Linked DNA regions of Homo sapiens: region 2 is linked to region 1. The links are chromatin contacts, found by Hi-C or POLR2A ChIA-PET in ENCODE. All regions are on one chromosome and are shown on one strand. Each heading gives the region's core, a stretch centred on a gene start or an enhancer-like site at or near the end of the contact. The rest is flanking DNA. Distances are from core to core; before and after follow the strand shown.

Region 1 (6,730 bases), core at 3,001-5,500:
GAGGCCGAGGCGGGTGGGTTACTAGGTCAGGGGTTCAAGACCAGCCTGGCCAAGATAGTGAAACCCCGTCCTACTAAAAATACAAAAATTAGCCAGGCATGGTGGCGGGCACCTGTGGTCCCAGATACTTGGGAGGCTGAGGCAGGAGAATTGCTTGAACCTGGGAGGTGGAGGTTGCAGTGAGCTGAGACCGCTCCACTGCACACTAGCCTGAGCGACAGAGCAAGACTCCATTTCAAAAAAAAAAAAAAAAAAAAAAGAACAAGAATAGTACTCAGTGGTTGATGAGGTACGTGGGGACTGGGAGAATGAGAGCAGTTGAGGATTATTTTCTTCTGGGCGTTGATCTGGAAATCAATTACCCGACTAGTTACTTCAGTCAAAATGGTACAGCCAATCCTCCGTCTTCACACAGTCTTGATCCCTTTGTAGATCTAAAGCAACCCCTTTAGGAAGCTTTGTGACTCTGCCACCTCATTTGTGAAATGTTTGGGAGAGATTAATAAAAATAGATATACTAATCACTAGAAAAAAATTTCTACTTTTTCTTTTGAGACAGGGTCTCACTCTGTTGCCTAGGCCAGACTGCAGTGGTGTGATCATGGCTCACTGCAGCCCTTGACGTCCTGGCCTCAAGCGATCCTCCCACCTCAGCCTCCAGAGTAACTGGGTTCACAGATACGTGCCACCATGCCCAGCTAATTTATTAATTTTAAACAGGTTGGAAGCCATGACTTCAGCAATAACAAGAACAACAACAATAATAACCAATTCACCTCAAACCACACCAAAGAGCAAGACAGAGTGGTTGACACTACCTTGTGAAGTTAGCCTTAGTTTTTTTTCCCTACTTACATACTCCTCCTATCTTTGATTTTTTTTCCTTTCAGGCTTCTCATATATGGCGACTTCTCATATATGGCAGCTTCTCAGCACAGAATTCTAAAAAGCTGAATTGTCTTGATCCTCCCAATGTCAGCATACACTATAAGGAATTGTGAATGCCAATAATCCTGGAGAAACAGATGGATATTTGAAATCACAAACATTTATGCACAAACCAAATGTTGAGGTTTTGGGCACAATATGGAGCTCGATCTTAGCCACTCTTGTGTCCTTCCATCCTAATGAGGGAACCTGCTAAGGCCAGGGACAAAAGGAAGGGAGAAAGGGTGTTCTGGGTTGAAAGATGAAAACAGGCTGGCAGAAATGGGTCACCTGTGAAATGAAAAGTTCCAGTGTTCCTAATGTTTGCAAACTGTATCTGGGTAGGTGCAATCCTCATTCAGAGTCAAATATCATAAAATTACTTTGGGGCCATCTACCACGTGTTTGTTTGAGATTGGACAAAAGAGGCGGTGAAATTGGCAAATCATATCATAGCAGGTCCTGGTTGGAATAATGGGATATCAGACTTGAAGAGGACCTCAGAGGTCCTATAACCATAACAAAAATTATAAAACTGGATGGGAGTGGTGGCTTACGCCTGTAATCCCAGCACTTTGGGAGGCCAAGGTGGGCGGATCACTTGAGGTCAGGAGTTCAAGAACAGCCTGGCCAATATGGTGAAACCCCGTCTCTACTAAAAATACAAAAATTGGCTGGGCTTGGTGGCAGGTGCCTATAATCCCAGCTACTTGGGAGGCTGAGGCAGGAGAATCACTTGAACCTGGAAGGCAAAGGTTGCACTGAGCCGGGATCCTGCTACTGCACTCTAGCCTGGGTGACAGAGTGAGACTCCATCTCAAAAAAAAAAAAAAATTATAAAGCTAAAGGATGAGTTATCAAAATTTAATCCAGCAGTCTAAAATTTCAAAACAGAAAATAGAACAAAATGGTTCACAGGTATTAAGGAATAGGAAAGAAAGTAGAGGGCTGGAAGTAAAGAGGTTTAAAAAGGAAAACAAACAGGCCCTGGTTTTAGAAGTTATGAGATGAAGGTTTGGAAAATATACTTTTTTTTTTTTTTTGAGACGGAGTCTCGCTGTGTCACCAGGCTGGAGTGCAGCGGTGTGATCTCGACTCACTGCAACCTCTGCCTCCCAGGTTCAAGCAGTTATCCCGCCTCAGCCTCCTGAGTAGCTGGGACTACAGGTGCCCACCACCATGCTCAGCTAATTTTTGTATTTTTAGTAAAGACGGGGTTTCACCATGTTGGCCAGGGTGGTCTTGATCTCTTGACCTCGTGATCCACCCGCCTCAGCCTCCCAAAGTGCTGGGATTACAGGCGTGAGCCACCATGCCCGGCCTACTTTTGGTTATTTTTTTTAAAAGGGGAAGCATTTAATCAGTTATTAAAAGCAGTCCAGAATTTCAGTCAGATGCTAAAGCAATCCTTTGCAGAAAAAAAGAAGTATCTGTCTTACACATTTGAGTGATTCAATTATATTTTTATACACTGTCTCTGGAATGCCACAGGAAGGTGCTAAAGATATCACTTTGATGATTTAGTTTTGCTAAATACATTTAATAAACTAGATATATATACTGTTTGACATCCTTTTGAATTGGTATATACATTTCTTGAATAAATACTGTGTTATGTTTAAGGTTTTTTTGTTTTGGAGTGCAGTGGCACTATCATGGCTTACTGCAGCCTCAAGCTCTCCAGACTGAGGCGATCCTTCCACCTCAGCCTCCTGAGTAGCTGGGACTACAGGAATGTGCCACCATACCTGGCTAATTTTTGTATTTTTTGTAGAGATGTGGTTTCACCATGTTGCCCAGGCTGGTCTCAACTCCTGGACTCAAGCGATCCTCCCAAAGGGCTGGGAGTACAGGTGTGAGCCACTGTGCCTGGCCACGTCTAAGTACTTCGACATCTACTTCTGAACTGTATGGAGATTAAGTGTCAAAGGTGCAGCCAACATTCTTGGGCTTGGGTACCTCCTAAATAAGCCCATTCAGAATGGAGAGGGTTTCCTAAATCGTAGGGTCTCCAGGTCGTTTTGTAGCATTACAGTGGATTTGCTTTGTTTTCCCCTTTAAGATGTCTAAATTATTTTACTTAATTTTTGTAAAAGATTTTTGTCTTTAAATAGGTTCTTAGGCCTGGCGTGGTGGCTCATGCCTGTAATCCTAGCTCTTTGGGAGGCTGAGGCGGGAGGATCACTTGAGGCCAGGAGTTTGTGACTAGCCTGATCAACATAGTGAGACCCCCTCTCTACAAAAAATAATAAAAGGTATTAAGTGTTCATTTGTCCCCTTTATCACAATACAGCAGACAGAAGTTATCTGGCAACCTTGTGAGATGCAGCTAAAATAAAAAGGTGAAGCCAGTGTTGACAGAGTCTGGGATAGAGAAAATTCAGAGACAGTGATCTCACAGATCCCTGTGCTCCTTCCAAACACCCACGTTAGTGGCGTTGGGACGGCGCTTCCTAAATTTCCGTCCAACTCATCTGCTTGCGTCCGGACATTTGTTAAAAATATTTATTCCTGGCTGGGAGTGGTGGCTCACGCCTGTAATCCCAACTACTCAGGACTCAGGAGGCTGGAGCAGGTGGATCACTTGAACCAGGAGTTCGATACCAGTCCGGGCGACGGAGGGAGACCTCGTCTTTACAAAAAAAAAAAAAAAAAAAAAAAAATACAAAAATTAGCTGGGTATGGTGGCGCGCGCCTGAGTTCCCAGCTACTCAGGAGGCTGAAGTGGGAGGATTGCTTGAGTCCCAGAGGTCGAGGCTGCAGTGAGCCGAGATCGCGCTACTGCACTCCAGCCTGGGCGACAGAGTGAGACCCTGTCTCAAAAAAAATCCCCCAAAAACTGATTCCTGGGTCCTGCCCTAGACTAACTGACTCAGGATCTCCTGAGGTGGTACCTGGAAATCCGTCTTTTTTTTTTTTTTTTTTTTTTTTGGTTGAGACAGAGTGTCACACTGTCGCCCAGGCTGGAGTGCAGTGGCACGCTCACGGCTCTCTGTAGCCTTCACCTCCCGGGTTCAAGCGATTCTTCTGCCTCAGCCTCCCGAGTAGCTGGAACTACAGAAAATCTGCATTTTTTAAGCAAGCGCCGCGGACCGGTTGGAAACCACAGCCGGGATTTACACGCCCCTCGTTTACGCCAGCTTCACACCCGCTCACTAGTGCTCGCCCCTGTGCCTGCCATCGCTGCCTCACCCAGGCGCCGCCCTCCGGCCTCATCCGGGATCCGCCCCCTGCCTCATCCAGGCTTCGCCCCAGTCAGTCTCCGGCAGCTTCTCGCGGCTTCGCAAGCCCCTTCCCGTGATGCCCCGCGCCTGGCTGTCGCGGTTGCCGGGCAACGCGCTGTCCATGTCGCGGGCCTCGCTGGGACTCCCTGGGAGATGAGGCCGCGAGGTCTCCCGCCGCTCCTGGTGGTGCTCCTGGGCTGCTGGGCCTCCGTGAGCGCCCAGACCGATGCCACCCCGGCGGTGACGACAGAGGGCCTCAACTCCACCGAGGCAGCCCTGGCCACCTTCGGAACTTTCCCGTCGACCAGGCCCCCCGGGACTCCCAGGGCTCCAGGGCCCTCCTCCGGCCCCAGGCCTACCCCAGTCACGGACGGTGGGTACCATGTGCCAGCTCCTGGAGTCCACAGTGATCCAACCTCAAGGGGACAGCCCCGGTGAGGACGTAATAATGATAGCTAACTCTTATTGAGCACTTACTGTGTGCAGACACTGCTGAGTGTTCCATAAACGTCCATTCTCTAAACAATAACCCTGAGAAGTAGCTGTTACTATCACTGTCAGGTAAATGAGAAAACCGGGTCTCAGAGTTTAAGTGGAACGGTATCAAACCTTTGAAAATACTTGAAGTGGTCCCAGACAACAGTGATGCAAAGAGCAATAATGAATTCTTGCAGCCCAAGACGAAATTAAGTCGAGACAATGGTGGAAATTAGTGCCTTGGCTGCACTGAACTTTCACTTAAAGAGAGGCCAAAGGTCTATCTTACTAAATGTGACTATGTTAAGACCCTTCTCTGTTGACCTGAATTCTAAAAACCCAGGATTCCTCCTGTGTTGAATTGGAGGTGGAAAGCTATTGAGGGAGGGGTTATGCTCACTTCTTAGGAGTCATATGTAGGGATAATTAACATTTTTTTCAGAAAATGATTAATTCTAGAATTACACATTTAGTGGAAATATTTTATAATCTAATTTGACGTTTGGCTGGCGCCGTGGCTCACGCCTGTAATCCCAGCACTTTGGGAGGTCAACTCGGGTGGATTGCTTGAGGTAGGAGTTCAAGATCAGTCTGGTCAAAATGGCGAAACCCAGTCTCTACTAAAAATAGAAAAAATAGCCGGGCATGGTGTAATCCTAGCTACTCGGGAGGCTGAGGCAGGAGACTCGCTTGAACCCAGGAGGCAGAGGTTGCAGTAATTACCACTGCACTCCAGACTGGGCGACAGAGCAAGACTGTCTCAAAAAAAAAAATTGACATGGATGACTTCACTGAATGACTGTGACCCGCTAAGATTGAGTGCAAAACTTTGTGAATATGCCTTTTCCTGAGATGAGAGTTCATAGCAGCCGATTCTTAAAGTGGTTCATGATCTCAAAAAAAGTTTTTAAAATTTTCCGATTGTGTGAATTGAGAGTAACCCCAATAGATATGCAGTACTTTTAATCTTTTTTTATTCTTTTTTTGTTTTTGAGACAAGGTCTCGCTCTGTTACCCAGGCTGGAGTGCAGTGGCGTGATTATATCTCACTTAAGTCTCAATCTGCTGGGCTCAAGGGATCCTTCTGCCTCAGCCTCCAGAGTAGCTGGAACCACAGGCGTGCTCCCCCAGCTTGCTTTTTTTATTTTTTTATTTTTAGTAGAGATGAGATCTCGCTATGTTGTTCAGGCTGATCTCAAACTCCTGGGCTCAAGTGATCCTCCCACCTTGGCCTTCCAAAGTGCTGGGATTACAGGTGTAAACAACTGTGCCCAGCCTATCCCTTCTTAAGAAGATCTTTTCTCAAATTGATTAAGGCTCAGTATTAGTAAGTAAAAAAGTCATCAGCTGAGATCTTGAACTCTAGGACTTAACTGCGGTTACTGAACCTTTATTTCTCCAAAAGCTCTCCTTTCTGAATTACGAGTAATCTGAAAGAAAAAGTACAGAGAAATATATTTGCTATTTTAATATATAAACAGAGCTCTGTTTTATATTTAAATTGTTGATTTGATGAATTAGTAGGGAAGTTAAATCAGTGATAAACTGGGACAGAAGAAAGCCAAGTATTCAATGCCTGAAACTCTAAAGTTTTTGGACTGGATTGTCTTTTATTCATGTAAGTACTCCATCTGTTAATGCATTTTCTCTCCAAAATAAAGCTATGCTTGAAACATCATTATTATAGCATGTGTTCAAGGCTGTTTTTCCAGTATAGGGGATGAATTTGTGCTTGTCCTCACACTTTATTTTTTTTTTTTTTGGTCACAGGGTCTCACTCTGTCACTCAGGCTGGAGTATAGTGGCATGATCACAGCTCACTGCAGCCTCGACCTCCTAGGCTCAGGTGATCTTCCCACCTCAGACTCCCGGGTAGCTGGAACTACAGGTGCTGCATGCCACCACGCCCGGCTAATTTTTTGTAGGGACGGGGTTTCACCATGTTGCCCAGGCTGGTCTTGAACTCCTGGCCTCAAGTGATTGCCCACCTAGGCCTCCCATAGTGTTAGGATTACAGGCTTGAGCCACTGCACTCTGCCAGTCACCTGTCTTCACCTTTTTAAAGGACCTCTCTTTAGACTTGTGACAGTAATAACTCATTT
Region 2 (6,730 bases), core at 2,580-5,079, 34 kb after region 1:
AGTTCTGATCCATTTAGACCAGCATTTCTCAAAGGGAGAGGGTTCCATGGAATACATTTCCACAAGACATCAGTAGGGGTAGGTCTGTGGTCCAATACGTTTGGGAAACACCAAATTAAAGTTAAAACAATGGTTCCTTCCTGTATTACTCATCAGAGCCTTTAATAGGCAAATGTGCCTCAGGAGGGACATGGGGATGTGGAGGTTCAATGCTTCCCCAACTTTGGCCATGAAACCCTTCTTGTACAGATCTTCAGTGGAACACAGTTTGGGAAACACTGTTTTAGACTCATCATCTCACAGGTAAAGATTTTGCAAAGTTAGAGACTCTTTAGCTTCTGTCAGATAATCCCTCATTTGGAGAATGAGAAGATAATGAAACTGGGAAGGAATGGAACTGCTCGTGGGGCTGAGAGCAGTGGCTCACGCCTGTAATCCCAGCACTTCGGGAGGCTGATGTGGGCAGATCACCTGAGGTTGGGAGTTCGAGACCAGCCTGGCCAACATGGTGAAACCCCGTCTCTACTAAAAATACAAAAAAATTAGCCAGGCATGGTGGTGGGCACCTGTAGTCCCAGCTACTCAGGAGGCTGAGGCAGGAGAATCACTTGAACCTGGGAGGCGGTGGTTGCAGTGAGCCAAGATTGCCTCACTGTACTCCAGCCTGGGCAACAGAGCAAACTCCATCTCAAAACAAAACAAAAAAACCAAAAATCAAAACTTAAAAAACAAAAAACTGCTGGTGGGCTGGGTGTGGTGGCTCACTCCTGTAGTCCCAGCACTCTGGGAGGATTGCATGAGCCCAGGAGTTTGAGGCTGCAGGGAGCTATGATGGTGCCACTGCACTCCAGCTTGGGCATCAGAGTGAGACCTTATCTCAAAAATAAATAAACAAAGGGAAGGAAAGGAAGAAGAAAATGAAAAACTGCTGGTGGATGAACAACAGCCTCATTCAGTTGACTTCTTTTTCCTTCACCAAGACTGACTGGAGCTCTCCCGTGTCAGCTCGTAGCACAGAAGGTGAAGAGCCTGCTGTGGGGCCAGGGCTTCCCAGATTACGTGGCCCCTTTTGGAAATTCCCAGGCCCAGGACATGCTGGACTGGGTGCCCATCCACTTCATCACCCAGTCATTCAACAGGAAGGTAAAGGGGAGAAGGTACAGGTTCCATGCTAGTGGTCTCTGTCTTCCAGGTGGTGTGATGAAGGCAGCCGGGGAAGCCAGCTGTTAAGGAGGCAGGATGGCCCTGAGTGGGAGCGCGGGCTGAATCTTGGATACTGATTTTTGCCCCTTGTTAGCAATGTTGCCTCTGGCCAGCAGTTTTATGGCTTTGAGCCTCTGTTTTCATCTGTGAAATGGGAACGCTAGTCAATAGTGAGTGAATGGCCTCATGGGGCATTGAGAGGGTTAAGTGAGGTAACATTTATGTGGCCCTGGGCATGGTGCCTAGTGGTCCATAAATGGGAACCTCTGTGATCCTCATCCTGTTGCTACCATCATTGTGATTGCTGGTGTCCCCCGAGCCCTCTCCAGGCATCTCATGACACGATAGACGAATGTTGAGTCCTGTATCAAAGACTGAGACTGACTTCCGTGCATGTGGCTCTCCCACCCATTGTCCCCTGTTCTACACAGGCAGCCCACACCTGAGAGTTTTCACTGCCACAGTTCCTCACAGAGTTGAATGGAAGTTGACAATCCTACAGATAGGTTCCCGGTCACACATGATGCTTCTGCCCACCTTTTTCTTTTGTCTTAGCAGTCAGCGTGTGGGCCGGCCCTGGCCCAGGGGCGTGCTCTCCATCTTAGCCTGTAATTGCCCAGCTTGTTCTTGTCACGCTTTCTTCAGACCTCTCATTATCCGCTCCGAATATTTCTAGCATGGGCATAACGGGGGTGAGGACTGCTCACTTCTCTGATCCGCCCTCCCACCGAGGCCAGCAGAGACCCGGGATTACTCAGTCCCTGCCGTTCCACTGCGAAGTCTTGACTCAACTCTCCCACCAGAACCAGGCACATCGCTTCTGGCTTCTTGGCCATGGGTGAAGATGTGCAGTTATTACTCCTCCTCAGAAGGGAAGACATGGGTTGGGAGGAGAGGCAGCAGTGCGCACATGGCACCGTCAGGGTCTGTGCTGATCCTGGGTGCTCAGAGGGCCTGCAGCAGCAGGTTTTGTACCAACTCTGCCGGCAACCCAGGTAGAGGCAGGCACGAGCACCTGCTAAACTCAGTTTCCACCAGCTGCATGCTGCATTGTCTCCTAAGAACAGGGTATTCGAGAGGATTGTTCAGTCTGCATGGTTTTTAAAGGCGGTTCCAAGCTAAGGAATTCCATCAGTGCTTTTTTCGCAGCCACCAAATTTAGCAGGCCTGTGAGGTTTTCATATCCTGAAGAGATGTATTTTAAAGCTTTTTTTTTTTAATGAAAAAATGTCAGACACACACAAAAGTAGAATAGTACCATGGAGTCCCCACGTACCCAGCCTGCAGCTTCAACAGTTACCACATTTGCCAACCGGAGAGACTGCCAAGGCAGGAAAAAGCCCTGGAAAGCCCACGGCCCCTTTTTCCCTTGGGTCAGAGGCCTTAGAGCTGGCTGCCAAAGCAGCCAACCAAAGGGGCAGCTCAGCTCCTTCGTGGCACCAGCAGTGTTCCTGATGCAGTTGAAGAGTTGATGTCTTTGACAACATACGGACACTGCCTGGATTACCTAGATGTCACATCTTAATTGCCAATTGATGAAATTAGGTAAATGAAAAGAAAGCACTTAAATTTCCCCTTAGAGCATTTTAACATGACATGCAATCAGGTTTTGTCTGCTAATAATTATTTCTCCCCCTCCATCCCTCCCACCAGTTTCTTTCCTGAAGTCTGTGAGGCCGCTATAAACAGGTAGATGAAGTTAGAGCAGTTATGGCCCTAAATGGTCCACAGTTGGGTATTGGCACTACCGCAGTTTCAGGTGATGTCGGCATTTTTAGAAATAGGAGGAGATGGAAAAATTACGCTTCAGCTGTTAAAAATATTTTTGGGGCATTGAGTTACTTTAAAACACGTATATTCTCTAAGCTGTTTTTATCTGAACTTGTAGAGTCTATTCATTTTCTTGTTCAGAACATTTTGTAATATGTGAAACCTTTTATAATTAAAACTCTGAACTGCAGATTAAGTCTGACTTGCAGTTTTGTAAGATTCTAATGGATTAACAGCATTTTGTTTTGCAGGATTCCTGCCAGCTCCCAGGGGCTTTGGTTATAGAAGTGAAGTGGACTAAATACGGATCCCTGCTGAATCCACAGGCCAAAATAGTCAATGTAACTGCAAATCTAATTTCATCCTCCTTTCCTGAGGTAGGCCTAACCTAGTTTAAAGGCATAGGTTAAGACAGAAGTCTAGACACAACTCAAGTGTGGTAGGTGACAGGTATTACTTTGTGAAAAAGATTATAATTTAAACCATGGGGGTTCATAAAATATTTCAGCAGTCATTCTTAGAAACACTGACGATGGTTCTACTTACATTAGCATTCTGGTTCAGATTGGATCTTTAAAATTCTCATGAAAATTATGATATTCACGTGTTAATCAGACACCCTGGTAAAATTGTTTCTCTCATCCAAGTTAATGGCCAATTAGTGCTCCAGGACCTATCAGATTCATGAACTGACAGTAGTTGGGTGAGGAAGAGAATGAAAAGTGTCTCATTGTTGTCATTCTGGGAGCACACTGGAGGGTGGGCCTTGCATCTCTCTGTTTATTACAGGCCAACTCAGGAAATGAAAGGACGATTCTTATTTCCACTGCGGTTACTTTTGTGGATGTGTCTGCACCTGCAGAGGCAGGCTTCAGAGCTCCACCAGCCATCAATGCCAGGCTGCCCTTTAACTTCTTCTTCCCGTTTGTTTGACGTAAGTGAGGAAACTACGCCCCTCCTCTGAGGTCATCCCCTTTGGAAAGTGTGCACGTGGGGCTAGAAGTCCCTAGGGGATACTGCATTTTATACTTTTTGAGGGTCTCGCTTTGTTGCCCAGGCTGGAGTGCAGTGGTGTGATCATGGCTCACTGCAGCCTTGACCTCCTGGGCTCAAGCAATCCACCCACCTCAGCCTCCTAATAGCTGGGACTACAGGTGCACACCACAACACCTGGCTAATTTTAATATAGTTTGTAGAGATGGGGTCTTGCTGTGTTGACCAGGCTGGTCTCAAACTCCTGGGCTCAGGTGCTCCTCCTGCCTCGGCCTCTGAAAGTGCTGGGATTACAGGTGTGAGCCACCATGCCTAGCCTTATTATACTTCTAACCTTTGAGGTTGCCTCCAAACCAGCACACTGCCCTTCTCCACTCCCTTCCTGCCTTTTTTCCTTTTGGAAATGTTATTCTATCTGACTTTTGAATGGGGAATATGCTTAACACATAGGTCATAGATGATAGAACCCAAAAAGTCTTTGGGGAGATGGTAAAGAACATGAACAGGACTTGAAGCAGCAGAGGCAAGGGGGATTTGGCCAGTTCATTCATCCCCTGCTTTGAGTTATTTATTTTAAAAATACTCAGTTCAGGTTTTTTCCTTTTTGGGTCCGGTTGAAATGAGTACAAAAAAATAGCAAAATATTAGATAAAATCATGCGAGAAGAGCACACAGCCCTTACAAGGGGATCTTCCCCCAAATACCTTGTTAATTATAGTGGAGTCTTGGGTCTAATTGCCATTTCTGCACCAGGCACTGTAGCTAGCTTGCTCTCCGACTGGCAGGCTGGTATGGGTGCCACAGAGGAAAGAATACAGTAGGAGGGTCCAGGGAAAAGAGAGAGTTTATTTTATACAGTAGTTGTTTTATTTTATACAGTAGTTGTACAGTAATTGAGGAAAAATGTTGTCAGGTGGCAGAAAACAATGGAGCCACCTAGAAGCTGGCTGATGCAGCTGGGGCACACAGAGGAGGGGCCTGGGTACCCCTTTTGGGGAAACTGAGACGAAGCTATTTAGAACAGCTTGAAAATAAGAGACTTTTCTAGAATGGGGTGGCAGCTAAAGTAGCTTCTTTTTCTTTCTTTCAGAATGCTCAGATGCATCAGTTCCTTAATATACACGTGAAATTTGAAAACTGTACATTCGGTGAGATTAAATTTTATATACAACTAGCAATTGTCCAGCTTTGTTGCTCATTTTCAATTAAGGCTAAAGTGTTCAACATGAGAAAATGTGATACATTTGATACAGTGTGGGGTGGGAGTGGATGGGCAGCTCTTGGTGGTACTGGACCTTCCACAAGGCTGTGTCCACCCAGAATCCATGCTGGCAGGAGGGAGGCAGAGGTATCAAACCAAACCTCTCACCAAGCGGCCCAGGAGGGGCAGCTGTTCCTCTCGTGACAGCACAGGCCCATGAGACAGTGTCTTCTTTTTGAGGGGAGCTGGTCCGGGTCTAGTTCACTTCACCAAGAAGTCCATGCTGTCGCAATAGTTTGTTAAGTCTTTCAATTTCTTGTTCCTATTGCAAAAGCAGACAAACACTGGAATTTACTTTGAGCCTCGCCAGGGATGTGACAATCAATCATTCAGTGAGCCCCAGGCACAGGACCACAGAGATGAATGAAAGCTACGCTGTTTGTGGCATTCAGTCTGCTGAGGAGACTGCTACAATCAGATAGGCTTCACTGAGCAGCAGTGACAGCAGTGAGAAGACAAACGTGGGGGACCTGGCAGAGCCCTGGGATGTGGGGGTGGGCACAGCTTCAGGGAGGATGTGACGCCTGGGCTGGATCTGAAAGGACAAGGCAGGCTCAGCCCAGGGAAGGGCGCTCTAGGTGCATGAGCAGCGCTCTGCTGCAGGCGGGTGCTGCGGCAGAGGCCAGCTTCCCAGATATCTTTTTTTTTTGAGACAGAGTTTTGCTCTTGTTGCTCAGGCTGGAGTGCAATGGCGCGATCTTGGCTCACCACAACCTCCACCTCCCGGGTTCAAGCAATTCTCCTGCCTCAGCCTCCTGAGTAGCTAGGATTGCAGGCATGTGCCACCATGCACAGCTAATTTTGTATTTTTAGCAGAGACAGGGTTTCTCCATGTTGGTCAGGCTGGTCTCGAACTCCGGACCTCAGGTGCTCCACCTGCCTTGGCCTCCCAAAGTGCTAGGATTACAGGCATGAGCCACCACGCCTGGTCCCCAGATGTGTCGTCTTTCTTACCTTCTCAGAGCAGCTGAACTCAAGGTGTTGAATCTTGGCGGCCAATTGTACATTCATCTGTTTTAACCTTAAGAGTTGCCGTTCTGAACGTGTCTTAACTGAGATGATAATCCCTGAAATAAAATTGGGGGTCTCAGTGATACTGGTTTCTAACTTAACCACTCAGGAAAAAAATCTGTATTCTTACACCTGTATAGAGTTTGGAGGAGTGGTGACAGACACGCGAGACAGTCATCACTTTAGGGCATCAGAACTGGGAGGTCAGGGTTTTGTGTCTGAGCTACTTAGTACCCAGTTACACAGTATCTCTCTTTAGCTGGCATGGCTGAGAAATCCTTAAAAATAATCACTGACAAGATGAGCATTAGGATTCTTAACCTAGAACCTGTTCACAATCATGTGGGTGCACAACAGCGGTGTCCATAGATGCCACGAAAGCACAGGCTGGGAAATGCCCCCTTTCCCCATAACAGGCATCTTCTGTAGGAACTGAAAGGCTTTTTTTTCTTTCCTTTGACAAGAGTCCAGTTTTTTTTTTTTTTTTTGAGA

The links. A loop is a pair of places that touch in the nucleus more often than their neighbours do. ChIA-PET counts read pairs that join two places held with the same protein, here RNA polymerase II (POLR2A). Pooled maps may share reads with other maps.
Region 2: a pooled map shows a loop between it and region 1 (2.9-fold over the local background). The contact joins the enhancer-like site here to the promoter of TCTN1 in region 1. A Hi-C loop is called at or near these places in 4 of 168 maps with a recorded cell type or tissue (B cell, CD14-positive monocyte, OCI-LY7 and 1 more), 9 of 37 single-sample maps with no recorded cell type and 15 of 50 pooled maps. POLR2A ChIA-PET finds 5 or more read pairs at or near these places in 14 of 52 experiments (A549, B cell, CD4-positive, alpha-beta T cell and 10 more).

What each region holds. Positions count from the first base shown.
Region 1 is chr12:110,609,879-110,616,608 of GRCh38, forward strand. It overlaps TCTN1 (tectonic family member 1), which reads left to right and starts at 4,251. Exons shown (of 15, transcript NM_001082538.3): 1 at 4,251-4,524. The coding sequence starts at 4,305. RefSeq lists an enhancer at 4,528-4,577.
Region 2 is chr12:110,643,987-110,650,716 of GRCh38, forward strand. It overlaps TCTN1 (tectonic family member 1), which reads left to right. Exons shown (of 15, transcript NM_001082538.3): 12 at 981-1,143; 13 at 3,210-3,350; 14 at 3,763-3,907; 15 at 5,057-5,444. The coding sequence ends at 3,906. HVCN1 (hydrogen voltage gated channel 1) reads right to left here. Exons shown (of 8, transcript NM_032369.4): 7 at 6,182-6,294; 8 at 4,700-5,489. The coding sequence ends at 5,424. Among named protein-coding and RNA genes, the nearest start is that of TCTN1, 33 kb to the left of the region's middle. RefSeq lists an enhancer at 4,018-4,077. Within about 2 kb of position 3,830, at least 4 of the 41 ENCODE cell types and tissues checked have a DNase peak (open chromatin) inside an H3K27ac peak, as active enhancers do; they include B cell and OCI-LY7, where a contact is called at or near this core.